Regions from separate parts of the Homo sapiens genome. Here regions 2 and 3 are each linked to region 1. A link is a contact called in ENCODE Hi-C or POLR2A ChIA-PET data. All regions are on one chromosome and are shown on one strand. Each heading gives the region's core, a stretch centred on a gene start or an enhancer-like site at or near the end of the contact. The rest is flanking DNA. Distances are from core to core; before and after follow the strand shown.

The links. A loop is a pair of places that touch in the nucleus more often than their neighbours do. ChIA-PET counts read pairs that join two places held with the same protein, here RNA polymerase II (POLR2A). Pooled maps may share reads with other maps.
Region 2: a loop to region 1 is called in a pooled map, with 2.7 times the contacts of the local background. The contact joins two enhancer-like sites. A Hi-C loop is called at or near these places in 6 of 168 maps with a recorded cell type or tissue (colonic mucosa, heart left ventricle, heart right ventricle and 2 more) and 4 of 50 pooled maps. POLR2A ChIA-PET finds 5 or more read pairs at or near these places in 2 of 52 experiments (A673 and naive thymus-derived CD4-positive, alpha-beta T cell).
Region 3: a pooled map shows a loop between it and region 1 (3-fold over the local background). The contact joins two enhancer-like sites. A Hi-C loop is called at or near these places in 5 of 50 pooled maps. POLR2A ChIA-PET finds 5 or more read pairs at or near these places in 3 of 52 experiments (B cell, H1 and activated naive CD8-positive, alpha-beta T cell).

The regions. Positions count from the first base shown.
Region 1 is chr18:45,686,566-45,689,731 of GRCh38, forward strand. The region is part of intron 7 of LOC105372093 (a long non-coding RNA gene); the gene reads right to left. Among named protein-coding and RNA genes, the nearest start is that of SLC14A1, 36 kb to the right of the region's middle. Within about 2 kb of position 1,251, at least 10 of the 41 ENCODE cell types and tissues checked have a DNase peak (open chromatin) inside an H3K27ac peak, as active enhancers do.
Region 2 is chr18:46,053,929-46,057,094 of GRCh38, forward strand. The region is part of intron 1 of PSTPIP2 (proline-serine-threonine phosphatase interacting protein 2); the gene reads right to left. Among named protein-coding and RNA genes, the nearest start is that of PSTPIP2, 17 kb to the right of the region's middle. Within about 2 kb of position 1,748, at least 2 of the 41 ENCODE cell types and tissues checked have a DNase peak (open chromatin) inside an H3K27ac peak, as active enhancers do.
Region 3 is chr18:46,026,510-46,029,675 of GRCh38, forward strand. The region is part of intron 2 of PSTPIP2 (proline-serine-threonine phosphatase interacting protein 2); the gene reads right to left. It also overlaps the pseudogene LOC100422497. Among named protein-coding and RNA genes, the nearest start is that of PSTPIP2, 44 kb to the right of the region's middle. Within about 2 kb of position 1,688, at least 19 of the 41 ENCODE cell types and tissues checked have a DNase peak (open chromatin) inside an H3K27ac peak, as active enhancers do.

The DNA of each region.
Region 1 (3,166 bases), core at 1-2,500:
TGCACAGGTTCTTACTCTTGGTTAGATCAGGATCCTCTGATTCTGATGCCAGGCCCTACCTCAGGCCAATTAAGCCAGCAATGGGCCTGGGCACAGGTAATTTTTTTAAAGCTCCTGGGGTGATTCTAACATGCAGCTGGGGCAGGAAAACAACGGTGCTGCCTATTTCTTGGACCCCAACTGTTTCTAATTTGAGTCACTCTTCAGCACTCCGTTAAACCCCAGTCCCCATCCTCAGTTCCCAGGTGGGTTTGCATAAGGGGTAGTAGACCTGCCAGGAGATGCAGTGAGAAGCACTGAGCACTGAGGCAGGAGGAGCACAGACAGCACAGAGAATCCTCTAAAGTGAAGTTTCTCTCTTTCTCACTGTTGTTGGGGACTCACCCTGCACCACAAAGAAGACTAGATAAAGAAAACCACTAACCAGTAACATCCGGCTCAGTAGGCTGAGCACAAAAGCAAGGTTTTGCTTTGGCCCTAGACCTAGAAGCCTGCTGAGTGAGCGCCTTGGCCCTAGAAAAGAGGAGCAGGGGGTTGTCCGGAGCCCCTCCGACCACGCTGCTCTCAGTCAGGCACCACAGACACAGGCAGAGCTGGCTAGAGGTCAGAGGCATGGCCCCAGTGAGAAGCAGCAGCTGTGCCCTGTGAGCAGGTAGGATGGGGTTAAGGGCTGGCCTGGAATGGGGGCAGAAGGTGGAAGTTGGGAAATGGTGATGACAGCAGTTATTGCAAGGGGGCAAGCCAATGGGCAGGCAGTGGGCGTAGAAAAGCAGCTCCACTGAGACAGCCATGCAGGGAGCCCTGTGCAGGCAGACAGCTGTGGTCAGGGGTTAAAGAGGTGGAGAAAAGCAGAACATGGAGCCATGTAGAGAGCAGGTGCTGGCGGCCAGCTGGTACTGTAACAGGAAGAGTGCAAAAAAAAAAAAAAAATAGCAGTTTTTGCCATGGGGTGAGGCTCCACCCCTCTTTGAACTGTCTGGTGGGGCCAGGGCTGGGGCTGGGAGAGGGATGGGGTGGCTTTCACTCCTCTCCCCAGTGCTTGCTTCTTGATGGGTCAGTCTGGGTCACTAGGGTCCACCTGTCTCTTACGGCATGGCCTGAGCAGTAGTTTCAAGGGGTGTCATGGGGCGGGGAGGTGGGCAAGTCGGGCAGCAGAGCATTACAAACCCTGGGGCCCAGGCAACAGCCCAGACTAGCTCTATCAGAACCTTAGGGGCGGCCCAGGCCGGGGTGGTTGCCAAAGCTCCCCAGGGGGCCCCATCAGTAGAAGGTGTGGGGGCTGCTCGGTGCTGTGCTGTGCTGCTCTGTGCAGGGCTGCAGGGAGAAGATTCTCTAGAGAGCTCTCAAGTGGGAGGAGCCCCAGGCAGCATGATTTTGTCAAATGGAGATTGTCTCTGTCCCTGAGGTCAGAGGAGGGCTGTAACCATACAGTTCTTAACCTCTGGATTTGGACAAATGTAAGCTGTGTTCCTGGCCCCTCTAAAGACCTGTGAATCCTATTCTGCTCATCTGTGTGTAGTTCTTGTTTTTAAGCTTCCAGAGAGACACTGATTCCTAGCTAGTTTCTAACCCTAGCATACAGCAAGATGGAAAGCTCAGGACACAAGATTAAAGTGACAGCCTGGAGGGCAGGACAGGGAGTCTGGGCTGTGGCTGGAGCACCCATCACCATTCCTGGGCCACAAGCCGCCTTCAGGGACTGGCTTCCTGTTCTCCCAGGCCCCGCTGTGGCTCCTTGGCCTTAGCCCCAGGTTCTCAACATGAACAGACTGTGAACTCCTTGTGAACAGCGATGAGTTTTGTACATTCCCCTAACTGGGGCCTCTCTCCCGCAGTGAATGAGTAAGTGACAGACACAGTTATACTAAAGTTATAAGTTATGTCCAGCAAAAGAGAGGCATTGCCTTCTCTGTTGTCATCTGTCCTCCCATCAGTGTCTTGCAAGTCTTAATAGCTTTTGAACAAATGAATCATATTTACATTTTGTACTGGGCCCCATGAATTACGTAGCTGGTCCTGTGCTGAGCTCTTGGTGGCAACTGGAGCTTGCTCTCCCATGGCTGCAGCATCAAAGATCCCCCTGGGCTAGTTCTCTGCTTTCAAACTCCTTCCTCACCCATGACAGCATGAGACAGCAACACAACACCCCAATATACACAGAGCCTCACTTGTGGGGTACTCACTTGACAAGCACCCCAGGGAGCAAAGGAAGTGCAGAGAGAGGTGGCACCTTCTATCCTGAAGACCCAGCACACCCAGGCTCCATGGTGCAGGGACTGGAACAAACCAGGAAGGCACCCCACAACCAAAATATTTGTAGATTTTCCAGCTGGAGCAAAGGAAAGACCCAGACAGATCCCTACTCATAATCAGCTCATGAAACGCCCTACTGGAGAAAGGCAGAAAGAGTAGCTGGCTTTTTCCCCATCCCTGCATACTCCCCTGGGTGCTCTTTGAATCAATGTTTAGCCGGATTTCACCCAATCATGAGCGTGTGAGTGGGGAGCACCCCCATGACTTGGCTTCCTGCCCAACACATCACACCACAACCTGTGAATAACTCATCTTCCCCAACACATTATAACCTCTGAGGGGCCAGATTATGTATTTTCATGGCCCCCATTCCAGGCCTGGCACGTGGATACATATTTACTGACAGATGGACCCCTACTTCAGCATCCCTGTAAGCCTGGAATTAATTCCAGGAGGTGGGTACTAAGCAAGATAATGTTTAACCAAAATGCAGATTCTAGCACCTCCCCTGAACCCTAAGATATTGGGATTCAGTAAGTGATGGGGTATCTGCATTTTTACCTGCATCGCAAATGACTTAAGAAGGCCAATTCTCCTGGCTATCTGAAGAACTGAAGGAGGTGGGTAGACAGAGGGGGTCTCAGCACAGGAATTTGAGTAGAATTCACGTAGAAGCCCAGGACATGATTGCATGAGTGGCCATGGGTCAGTGTGCAGCTTGCAAATCCAGTCACTGTAAGGCCTTATCCTAGAAAGGCCCTGACGGGGACTGGGGTTGCGGGGGTGGGGATTGAGGCAGGTGGCTACCATCTGTCAAGAGCAGCAGCAGACCTGCAGCTGGCTCCATGGCTTCTGTGGCCCATGCCCACCCTCCCTCCTTACCATCACAGCAGTCGCCCAAATGGCTCAGAGA
Region 2 (3,166 bases), core at 498-2,997, 370 kb after region 1:
TAAGAAATGCATCATTAGGTGATTCTGTCATTATTTGAACATCACAGAGTGTAGTTACACAAACCTAGATGGTGTAGCCTACTACACAGTGAGGCTATATGGTATGGCCTATTGCTCCTAGGCTACAAACCTGTACGGCATGTCACTGTGTTGAATATTGTAGGCAATACTCACACTGGTGAGTATTATGTATCTAAACATATCAAACAGAAATGGTATAGTAAAAATACTTGTACAGAGGATGTTTTTAAATGGTACATCTGTATAAAGCAACTCCATTATTATTTTATGGGACCACCATCATATATGCAGTCTCTTGTTGACCAAAACGTCATTATGTGGCCCATGTCTACATATGACATTCTAGAAAAGGCAAAACTATAGAGATTGTAAAAAGATCATTGGTTGCCAGGGGTTTAAGGAAGAGTGATGGATGAAAAAGTGGAGCACAGGGGAATTTTAAGGCAGAGAAACTACTCTGTATGATACAATAATTGTGGATATATGACATTATTCATTTGTCAAAACCCATGGGACACAAAGAGCTACACCTAATATAAACCATGAGCTTCAGTGAATAATAATGTATACATACTGGTGCATAATTGTAACAAATATACCACATTAATGCAAGATGTTAATAATAGGAAAAATAGGGAGAACGGATGGGAAATCTGGGCTTGAGTTCAAGTTTTCTGTAAACCTAAAACCGCTCTAAATAATAAAACCTACTAATTTTTTTTTTTTTTTGAGACAGAGTCTTGCTCTGTCGCCCAGGTTGGAGTGCAGTGGCGCGATCTTGGCTCACTGCAACCTCTGCCTCCTGGGTTCAAATGATTCTCCTGCCTCAGCCTCCTGAGTATCTAGGATTACAGGCACGTGCCACCACGCCCAGCTAATTTTTGTATTTTTAGTAGAAACGGGGCTTTACCGTTGGTCAAGCTGGTCTCAAACTCCTGACCTCGTTATCCACCCGCCTCAGCCTCCCAAAAACCTACTAATTTTTAAAAATTGTTGAAAATGAGGCAACAGCATATTTTAGCTTTGTAGGTAATTAACAGAAACTAGTTTTTAGTGACTTGATCGTATCAGCAAATTGGCTCTTGTCAACTGATTTTCAGCAATTTGGCCAGTTCCTGCTTCCTACTAAAGTCGCACTGGTCTTTCTGTTCCTCTAACTGATCCTTTCCAGCCTCACTGTTATCTCTCCCCTTTCCCCTGACATCCAGAAGGCTAGCTTGACCTTACCACATCTCAATTCAAATGTCATCTCCATGGAGAAGTCCTCTATGGTCCCTCTGTCCCTCATACACATCCAGTGCCTCTCCCTCCAATCACCTAATGTGGTAGGTAGATAGTGACACCCTCTCCCAAAGATGTCCAAATCCTAATCCCTGGAATTATTAATAGTTAATTTGTACTTTGTATAGTCTCACTCTGCTACCCAGGCTGGAGTGCAGTGATGTCATCACAGCTCACTGCATTGGGCTCAAGTGATCCTCCCACCTCTGCCACCCCAGTAGCTGGGACTGCAGGCACATGCCACCATGCCCAGCTAATATTTTGTATTTTTTTCGTTGAGGTTTCATGATGTTGCCCAGGTTGGTCTCAAACTCCTAGGCTCAAGCGAGCTGCCTGCCTCGGCCTCCCAAAGTGCTAGGGTTACAGGCATGAGCCACTGTGCCCAGCCAGTGCCAACATTTGTGATTGTTAAGGCTAATAATGCACACAGCCAAATCCTCTCCAAAATAACTCTAACAGCTTACCCGCAATGACTAAATGCTCATTTCCTGCACCTTCCCCCAGTGAAAGATACTGACACTTGATATACTTTTTAAAACTTGCTAAAAGCAAAACTGTACAATTTGGACTTTTTTATTAGTAGTAAAGTATAAAAGTTCTCCATATTTTTACAATTTACTTTTAGACTCTCATTTGTCTACTGGAAAAATCACTTTTAAAAGAGGATTAGGAAAATAAAGGTAGAGAAAGCAGGCAAACAAGCTTCTACTCCACGGGAAAACCGAGTATTTTTAGACTGTATCTTTCTTGTTTAGTAAGTACCTAACTGAACTGCAGGTGCATTTTCTCACTAGGACAGCTTCTATAGGAGCCCCAAGCACAAACTTGCCCTCTCCCTTCTCTCTCTACAGCAGAGATGGGCTCCCCACAGCTCCACAGCCCTGCAGGGGCTGGGATGATGGGGAATCTGTGCTGGCTTCGCTTCTTATGTCCAGGTGGTCCCTCGGCAATGTAGATCCCTTAGCTGGTCTGGGAGTCTGTAGGAATTCCCTTTGCAAAATGGATCATCACTTATGTTCTCCAACTCCCCTCTCCAGGCTTTCCCTGCCCACCCCAAATCCATGCTTCCCTCTGTTGTGCCCTGTGCTTCCTTAAAGTACTCATTGGTCCAAAACGTCACCCTCCTCCAGGGCCCCTACTAGGATGAGGCATGGTCGTGCATGTGCAGGGTTCAATTCTGTCTTTCTTTACAATTTTGAGGGGCCAGGCGTGGTTGCTCATGCCTGTAATCCTAGTGCTTTGGGAGGCCAAGGTGGGAGGATCGCTTGGGCCAGGAGTTTGAGACCAGGAGTTTGAGACTAGTCTGGGCCACACAGCAAGACTCTGTCTCTACAAGAAATTTTTAAAATAGCAGAGCATGGTGGTGCACACCTGTGGTCCCAGCTACTCCGGGGGCTGAGGCAGGAGGCTCACTTGAGCCAAAGAGTTCAAAGCTGCAGTGAGGTATGGTTGCACCACTGCACTCCAGCCTGGGCAGAAGAGTGAGACCCTGTCTCTAAAGAAATAAAGTTTTGATATTTTGTTCCTGGAAGGGTTTTTCTCATTAACTTTGTTTTTTTAAAATATTACATTAAAGAATAATTTATCTTGGCCAGATGCGGTGGCTCACACCTGTAATTCCAGCACTTTGGGAGGCCAAGGTGGGCAGATCACTTGAGGTCAGGAGTTCAAGACCAGCCTGGCCAACATGGTGAAACTCCATCTCTACTAAAAATACAAAAAAATTAGCTGGGTGCAGTGGTGGGTACCTGTAATCCCAGCTACTTGGGAGGCTGAGGCAGGAGAACTGCTTGAACCGGGGAGGCGGAGGTTGCAGTGAGCCGAGATCAGGGCATTGCACTCCAGCCTGGGCGACAGAACAAGA
Region 3 (3,166 bases), core at 438-2,937, 340 kb after region 1:
TTTCTAAATAATGATTTTACCCAATTTATTAAAATGATACATGCTCATTACTCAAAAATAAACATGAAGAAAAGTACAGGCTGGGCATGGGTGCAGTGGCTGATGCCTGTAATCCCAGCACTTTGGGAGGCCAAGACGGGAGTATTGCTTGAGACCACGATTTCAAGAGCAGCCCTGGCAACACAGCAAGACCGCGCCTCTACAAAATTAAATAAATAAATAAATGAAATAAACGGGTGTGGTGGTGCATACCTGTAGTCCCAGCTACTGGGGGAGGATGGGGCAGGAGGATCACTTAAGCCTGGGAGTTCAAGGCTGCAGCGCACTATGATAGGAAGGAAAAGTACAAAGAAGAAAACAAACAACCCAAAATTCCACCAACTAAAACTAATTAGTATTAATATTTGATGATGATTGTAACAGGGATTTCTTTCTGCAGGTATACAAATAGGAAGGATGAACAGATGCATGCAACAAATAATTTTTAAAGAATAAGACCATATGGCCGGGTGCAATGGCTCACACCTGTAATCCCAGTACTTTGGGAGGCCAAGGCGGTGGATCACCTGAGGTCAAGAGTTCGAGACCAGCGTGGCCAACATGGTGAAACCCTGCCTCTACTAAAAATACAAAAAATTAGCCAGGCATGGTGGCGCATGCCTGCAATCCCAGCTACTTGGGAGGCTGAGGCAGGAGAATCGCTTGAACCGGGGAGGCAGAGGTTACAGTGAGCTGAGATCGCACTATTGCACTCCAGCCTGGGCGACAAGAGCAAAACTCCATCTCAAAAATAAATAAATAAATAAATAAATAAATAAATAAATAAATAAATAAAAATATTAAAAAAATTTTTTTTAAAGAATAAGACCATATGCCACATGCCTTTTAAAAATAGCTTGGACTGGTGTTGTGGCTCACACCTATAATCCCAGCACTTTGGGAGGGCAAGGTGGGAGGATCGATTGAGCCCAAGGGTTTGAGACCAGCCTAGGCAGCATGGGAAACCCTGTCTCTACAAAAAAATACAAAAATTAGCTGGGTGTGGTGGCACACATCTGTAGTCCCTGCTACTCAGGAGGCGGAGGTAGGAGGATCACTTGAGCCTGGGAGTTTGAGGCTGCAGTGAACCGTGACTGCGCCACTGCACTCCAGCATGGATGACAAAGTAAGACCCTGTATAAAATAAAATAAAATAAGTAAATAAAAATTGAAATTTTAATCTGATTTTAATTTCACAGAAGAAAAAAAACTGAAGTGAAGCTGAAAGAATTACTAAAATTGAAATAATAGTCTCTTTACCATAGGAAAAATTAGTTCCTCAAAGATCTTTCTGAGGTTAAAAGAAAAAGTTTATGAAAATAAGTAAGAGGGCCGGGCACGGTGGCTCACGTCTGTAATCACAGCACTTTGGGAGGCCAAGGCAGGCGGATCAGTTGAAGACAGGAGTTTGAGACCAGTCTGGCCAACATGGTGAAACCCCATCTCTACTAAAAATATAAAAATTAGCCAGGAGTGGTGGCGCGTGCCTGTAATCCCAGCTACTCAAGAGGCTGAGGCAGAAGAATCGCTTGAACCCGGGAGGCGGAGGTTGCAGTGAGCCAAGATCGCGCCATTGCACTCCAGCCCGGGCGACAGAGTGAGACAGTGTCTCAAAAAGAAAAGAGGCGCGCATGCGCAGTGAGGTTTCACGCGAGCGCCTGCGTTTCTCCTCAAACCTAACGATGCCGCGGGAACTGAGGAGCCGAATGAAACTGCACAGTAGAACCGCAGCGAAGCCGAAGCGTTAGCCCGGAACGAGGGCGGACTGGAAAGCCGGAGCGGGGCCGAGCGAGCCGCCCCAAAAGGCTGCCGCTTCATCCCAGCGAAAACCGCCGGCCAGGCCAAGCGCGGCGAGGGAAGAGGAGAGACGGCTCCGGCAGCGGAACCGCCCGACGCTGGAGAAGACAAACCGGCCGTGGAGTGGTGCCTGGAGGAGCTGGTCTTCGGCGATGTCGAGGACGACGAGGACACGCTGCTGCGGCGTCTGCGGGGTCCGTGGGTTCAAGGACATGAAGACTTGGGAGACTCAGAAGCGGAGAATGAAGCAAAAGGTAATTGTGCACCTCAAAAGAAGCCAATTTGGGTGGATGAAGAAGATGAAGATGAGGAAATGGTTGACATGATGAACAATCGGTTTCGGAAAGATAATGATGAAAAATGCTAGTGAAAGTAAACTTTAGAAAGACAAACTTAAGAAGCGACTTTAAGAAGAATTCCAGCATGCCGTGGGAGGAGTACCTGCCTGGGCAGAGACTAATAAGCTGAAAACAACTTCAGATGATGAAAGTGAAGAGGATGAAGATGCTTTGTTGCAAAGGACTGGGAATTTCATATCCACATCAACTTCTCTTCCAAGAGGAATCCTGAAGATGAAGAACTGCCAGCATGGTAATGCTGAACGTCCTTCTGCTGCTCAGATCTCATCTGTGCAGTTCCGTCCTTGTGCACAGATTGTGATGGTCGCTGGATTAGATAACCTATATCACTATTTCAGGTTGATGGAAGAACAAATCCTAAAATCCAGAGCACCTGTTTGGAAAGGTTTCCAAACTGTAAGGCTTATTTTAGTGCTAATGGGGAAGAAGTTTTAGCCATGAGTACTCACAGCAAGGTTTTTTATGTCTATGACATGCTAGCTGGAAATTAATTCCTGTGCATCAAGTGAGAGGTTTGAAAGAAGATAGTGAGGAGCTTTGAAGATGTCTCCCCAGATGGGTCCTTCTTGCTCATAAATGGCATTGCTGGGTATTTGCATTTGCTATCGATGAAGACCAAAGAACTGATTGGAAGCATGAAAATTAATGGAAGGGTTGCAGCATCCACGTTCTCTTCAGATAGTAAGAAAGTATATGCCTCTTCGGGGATGGAGAAGTTTATGTTTGGGATGTGAACTCAAGGAGGTGCCTTAACAGATTTGTTGATTAAGGCAGTTTATATGGATTAAGCATTGCCACATCTAGGAATGGACAGTTGCTTGTGGTTCTAATTGTGGAGCAGTAAATATAAATAATCAAGATTCTTGTCTCGAAGGAACAAACCCAAAGCCAATGAAAGCTATAATGAACTTGGTTACAGGTGTTAATTCTCTGACATTCAATCCTACTACAGAAATATTGGCAATTGCTTC